Regions from separate parts of the Homo sapiens genome. Here region 2 is linked to region 1. The links are chromatin contacts, found by Hi-C or POLR2A ChIA-PET in ENCODE. All regions are on one chromosome and are shown on one strand. Each heading gives the region's core, a stretch centred on a gene start or an enhancer-like site at or near the end of the contact. The rest is flanking DNA. Distances are from core to core; before and after follow the strand shown. Region 1 has its middle 88 kb from the start of TOP1. Region 2 overlaps TOP1 (DNA topoisomerase I).

What was found. Hi-C counts contacts between places; a loop is a spot of excess contacts on that map. ChIA-PET counts read pairs that join two places held with the same protein, here RNA polymerase II (POLR2A). Pooled maps may share reads with other maps.
Region 2: a loop to region 1 is called in a pooled map, with 2.0 times the contacts of the local background. The contact joins two enhancer-like sites. A Hi-C loop is called at or near these places in 1 of 50 pooled maps. POLR2A ChIA-PET finds 5 or more read pairs at or near these places in 4 of 52 experiments (Caco-2, OCI-LY7, WTC11 and 1 more).

Annotation. Positions count from the first base shown.
Region 1 is chr20:40,939,908-40,942,607 of GRCh38, reverse strand. No RefSeq gene overlaps it. Among named protein-coding and RNA genes, the nearest start is that of TOP1, 88 kb to the left of the region's middle. Within about 2 kb of position 1,432, at least 4 of the 41 ENCODE cell types and tissues checked have a DNase peak (open chromatin) inside an H3K27ac peak, as active enhancers do; they include OCI-LY7, where a contact is called at or near this core.
Region 2 is chr20:41,047,634-41,050,423 of GRCh38, reverse strand. All of the region lies in intron 2 of TOP1 (DNA topoisomerase I), which reads right to left. Among named protein-coding and RNA genes, the nearest start is that of TOP1, 20 kb to the right of the region's middle. Within about 2 kb of position 1,428, at least 8 of the 41 ENCODE cell types and tissues checked have a DNase peak (open chromatin) inside an H3K27ac peak, as active enhancers do; they include OCI-LY7, where a contact is called at or near this core.

The DNA.
Region 1 (2,700 bases), core at 183-2,682:
CATAAAAGAAAAATGCATGATATCAGTTAGGGCAGCAAACAGATGATTTTAAAACATTTCAACAATTAGTTTTTTTTAAGAAAATGAACACTAGCTTTAAAAAGCAGGTATTTGGGTAGAAAAAAGTAGTGAGATATTAAACAAATCTTATGACTGGGGGAAAGCACTACAATGGAGGTATAAACCACAGCCATATGGGTGTGATAAGTGCCTGATATGGTTTGGCTCTGTGTCCCCACCCAACTCTCATGTCGAATTGTAATTCCCAAAGTTGGGGGAGGTACCTGGTGGGAGGTGATTGGATCATGGGGGCAGATTTCCCCCTTGCTGTTCTTGTGATAGTGAGTTCTCATAAGATCTGGTTGTTTAAGAGTGTGTAGCACTTCCCCTTTCACTCTCTTTCTCTTGCTCGCCATGGTAAGACATGTTTGTTCCCTTTTACCTTCAGCCTTGATTGTGTTTCCTGAGGTCTCTCAGCCATGCTTCTTGTACAGCCTACAGAACTGGGTCAATTAAACGTCTTTTCTTCATAAATTACCCCGTCTCAAGTAGTTCTTTATAGCAGTGTGAGAACACACTTAATACAATGCCTAATGTTTGGAAAAGATGAACCGGGGTGGGGCAGAGAGCAGTGTTTTCCTGGGTTTGCCACTTAACAGGTGGGCCGAACTCTCAACCTCTCCAAGCTTTAGTTTCCTTATCTATAAAATAGTATAATGAATATTGGGTTGTTCCAAGGTTTAAATAAGATCTTTAATGTAAAGTACTTAGCACAGTCCCTGGCACATAGGAAGACTTGACAAATGGAAGCAAATTATTATTATTTTTATGAAAGAAATGATACAAATAATCAGAGTGAATAGGATCCTGAAGAATTCGAAGGGGCAATTAACACGTTTTTTTCTAGGCCAGTGGTTCTCATAGTTGAGAGTACATCAGAATCACCTGTGTGATTTCCTAGTTCACAGACTGCTGGGCTTCACTCCCAGAGTTTCTGATTAAGTGGGCCTGGAGTAGGCCAGGAATTTGCATGTCTAACAGGTGTCCAGTGATGCTGATGCTGACAGCCACTGCTGTGATGAGAAATTGGCAGTTAAAGAAGAGAAGTTGCCTGCTCTGAAGCAATGTGGTTGTGAAACATCCTGCAGTGAAAACAGGCACATGTATGATGGAGAGGTATGATTTTTCACAGCTTCTTCTCCTAACAAAGGAGATCTGAAGGCTTTCTACATCAGCTTGCGAGAAAGCAGCAGAGTTTGGTTAAACAGAGTCTGTGAACAGCAGATGTTTAGTGAGGAAGGAAGGTGCTCAACCACTTGAATTTCTTTAAACCTTGCTCCAATTCAGTGTTTCTCAAAGTGGAGTTTCCAGACCAGCAGCATCAGTGTCACCTGGGAACTTGTGAGAGATGCAAATTCTTGGGCTCGAAGTGGTGCCCAGTGATCTGGTTCAACAAGCCCTCCAGGTGATTCCGATGTTTGCTACAGTTTGAGAAGCACTGATCTAAGTAATTTGTGACTTCTTTATACATGGAAGACGGGGTGGCTAATATAAGTTTATCTTATTTAAATAAATAATTACAAAAAACACAATTGACTGATCATACTTTCAAAACCTCTAGGGAAAGCAAGCCCGGGTGGCAGCATTGCAGATTACCCTCCTTACAATTACCCTCCTTTATCCCCCATGCCAGCATGTCAGCCTGACTGCACACTAGCATTACCTAGGCAATTAAAAAAATAATTGATGCCCAGCTTGTGCCCTCAGAGATTCAGCTTTAGTTTTTCTGGGATGAAGCTTAAGCATCACACTTTGTGTGTGTGTGTGTCTGTGTGTCTCTGTGTGTGTGTGTGTGTGTGTGTGTGTGTGTTTTGAGAAAGAGCCTCGCTCTGCCACCCAGGCTGGAGTGCAGTGGTGTGATCTCGGCTCACTGCAACCTCTGCCTCCTGGGTTCAAGCCTCCGAGTAGCTGGGACTACAGGCTTGCACCACCACGCCTGGCTAATTTTTGTATTTTTAGTAGAGATGGGATTTTGCCACGTTGGCCAGGCTGGTTTTGAACTCCTGGCCTCAAGTGATCCACCTGCCTTGGCCTCCCAAAGTGCTGGGATGACAGGTGTGAGCCACTGGGCCCACGTGAGCAGCATATTTTTAAAAGCTCCCCTGATGATTCTAGTGGACGAGAACCACCAGTCTATGTAATTATTTGTCTGTTTAGTGTCTGTCTGTCCCGAAGGTTTAGAAGTTACACAAGGGGAGGGACTGTAAATATTTGTTGAATGAAAAATGAATGCATGGGAGTGAGGATATTTCTTTGCAATACTGATTTTATTTCCTTATACACCCATAAGTGGGATTGCTGGATCATATGGTAGCTCTATTTTTAATGTTTTGAGGACCCTCCATACTGTCTTCCATTATGGCTGTACCAATATTCACAGTAGTTAAGATATGAAAACAACCTAAATGTCTGTCAATAGATAAATGGATAAAGAAAATGTGAATAATAAATGTGAATTATTATTCAAACTTATAAAAGAAGAAAATCTTGTCATTCCCAACAACATGAATGAACCTGGAAGGCATTATGCTAAGTGAAATGTCAGACACAGAAAGACAAACACTGTAAGATTTCGCTAACATGTGGAATCTAAAACAGCCGAACACATAGAAGGAGGGAGTAGAATGGTGGCTGCCCGGG
Region 2 (2,790 bases), core at 179-2,678, 110 kb before region 1:
GAGACTGTTTCTGGCTAAAGGCCCAAAGAGCTCTGGAATTCAAAAGGAAAGAAAACTGCTGGGAGGATTCAGCTCTAAAGAAACCCTTAAAAAACTGATGAATGAGGGCTGGGAGCAGTGGCTCATGCCTGTAATCCCAGCACTTTGGGAGGCCAAGGCAGGTGGATCACCTGAGTTCAGGAGTTCAAGACCAGCCTGACCAACACGGTGAAAGCCCATCTCTACTAAAAAATACAAAAATTAGCCGGGCATGGTGATGCACACCTGTAATCCCAGCTACTTGGGAGGCTGAGGCAGGAGAATCACTTGAACCCGGAGGCGGAGGTTGCAGTGAGCCAAGATCGTGCCATTGCACTCCAGCCTAAGCAACAAGAGTGAAACTCTGCCTCAACATAAAACAAAACAAAAGAATGAGAGAAGAGACTAGTAACATTTCCAATTTTTAAAGTCCACATGACCATTTATTCTCCCTAAATGTGTATTGCATATAAACAAGAATTTTTGTCATGGACCTGTTCATCATTGAAACTATGGGATTCCCCTGTTAGGGACCTCAACTTGAAAGCTAACAAAACAAACAAAAAAAAAATCTCTAGCTAAGAAGATGGCAGACAAGTATAAATAGTTCTTCTGTCCTTAAGGAAGTTGGGATTCACAATATTCATTTGTTCAAGTATTTACTGAGTGCCACTTAAGTGTTGAAATACAACTCAGCCCCAAAACTGAGTCCCTGCCCTCATCAAGTTTCATAATAAGCATAATACCCACCTGACCGCGCCATCCCAACAGTAGCAGCTGCTGACTGAGTAACTTTGAAAAGGGAGAGGGAAAGGGTCCCCCTAACTGCCCAAGTTTCACTGGACTTGCCTCCATGAAGTTCCAGAATCAGCCTCTAATGTTACCGTTGGAAAAGACCCTCATAAGAAGTTACAAAGACCAAGTTCAAGACAGGGTCAAACTGAATTAAATGAAAGTTGCCAATTATTTTGCAAAGTGTGGTCTTTCTTTTCAATATTCAAAACTTGGGGAAATACCATCGGAAACTTAGAAGTGCACTGCATTAAAAGACTCAGAGTTGCTCAAAGACCCAATTTTGTTATCACCTCTGCAACACAACTTCAAATTTCTAAAACCTGTCACTACAATTTCCAAAGTGCCCAAGTGTTCAGAAGAAATGCCACAAACTGACTTAAAAACACTTCAAGAATTAGGTTCTTAAACATCAGCAGCTGTGTGAGATTAGTGGTCAGCTATTATCCTTAAAGGCTTTGCCATGGAAAAGACACACAAGAAGGAGGCTATTCGTCTACTTTACGCCTCAAACTGACACACACACAAAAGGGTTAAATGATCAGAGAATGTTTTCTCTTCCAGGCCACTTCCGCATTTAAATTTCTTTTATGGCTTTACAACACCACAATTACCTTAATCTGTCTCTCCACAACCCCTTCCTGTCTTATTTTACAACCTTCTCTCCTTACCTTAATCTGTCTCTCCACAACCACTGTCTTATTTTACAGCCTTCTTTCCCATCCCACTCCTTCCATTATGGTCCTTAAATTCAAGTTCATCTTCTTATCTTCCTCTGGTTCTCATTTCCAGGGACCAATTAATTATATTTAAAAATCAAAAAAATAATTCAGACTTCAGTGATAGGACCGACAAACTGTCTTTCAGAGAAGTATGTTACTTGATCTACAAGAAGGTCTTCTGATCTGGAGATTCTAGGCGCAATTAGAGCCAGAACAGACTGTTCATTGTTTTATTATTATGCCAAAAACTAAGTGACAGATTTAAAAGTCAATTTCACTTTCTAATAGTAAGAAGACACGCTTAGAGCAACTCCTTTAATGCAATGTCCTGGTGGGGTTTTAGATAACTTATTTCTCAGCTTTGGGTCTCAGTTTTCTGATCTATAAAATGACCTTTATTGACCCCTTACGTCTGGTCACATGAATTCTATGAATTTTAAAAATTGTCTTGGCCCATGTGGATTTAGGTAAAAGGAAAATTTTAAATGCTTGAGTGCAGTGGTTCTCAAGTATTCCTGTGTATAAGCCCTGGTACTTGGAATCATCCTCAGATATTTTAACACAAGCTCTCCAGGTAACTATAATCCACTGTCCAGAACCATATTTTGAAGAAACCCTGCATTATTATTTCTTATTCCTGAGTCTTCTGAGCAATATTAATAGCAAATACGAGCCACCTACAAAAATTCATGTGCTGCTGATTTTATTTTCAGTTTCTATTCCAATTGGGTCTCTCTGTTCCTTTAAAAGGCAGGCATGTGCTGAGTCAGCCTCTGGGGAATTTTTTTTTTTTTTTTTTAATTTATAGCCTAGACTATTGAGTCTCTACAATTGAGGAAGAAAGAGGTTGTTCTCACCTGCTACTCTTCCAACCCCTATTTGAAAGGAAGAAGGAAAAGCTACTTAAGGGGTGGCACAGCTACTCTAACTTAGATAATAAGGAGGGGGTTAGTCAAGCTCTTTAAAATAGAAGTTTTCTTCGTTGTCTGGACGCTAATGGGTGGAGTCATGCTTAGACAGAGACAGGTAACTGAGTCCTGCCAGTGGGGCTCAGATGCCTTTGGGAGCTAGAGGCTACATACCAAGAGTCCTGGTGAGCTTCCTGTGATACACACAAGCACATTCAATCAGGTCAGCAAACTTTTTCTGTGAAGGGCCAGGTACTAAATACACCTTGTAGCCCATTCAAGTTCCACTGCAAGTATTCAATTCTGCCACAGTAGCACAAAAACTACCACAGATTACATGTAAATGAATG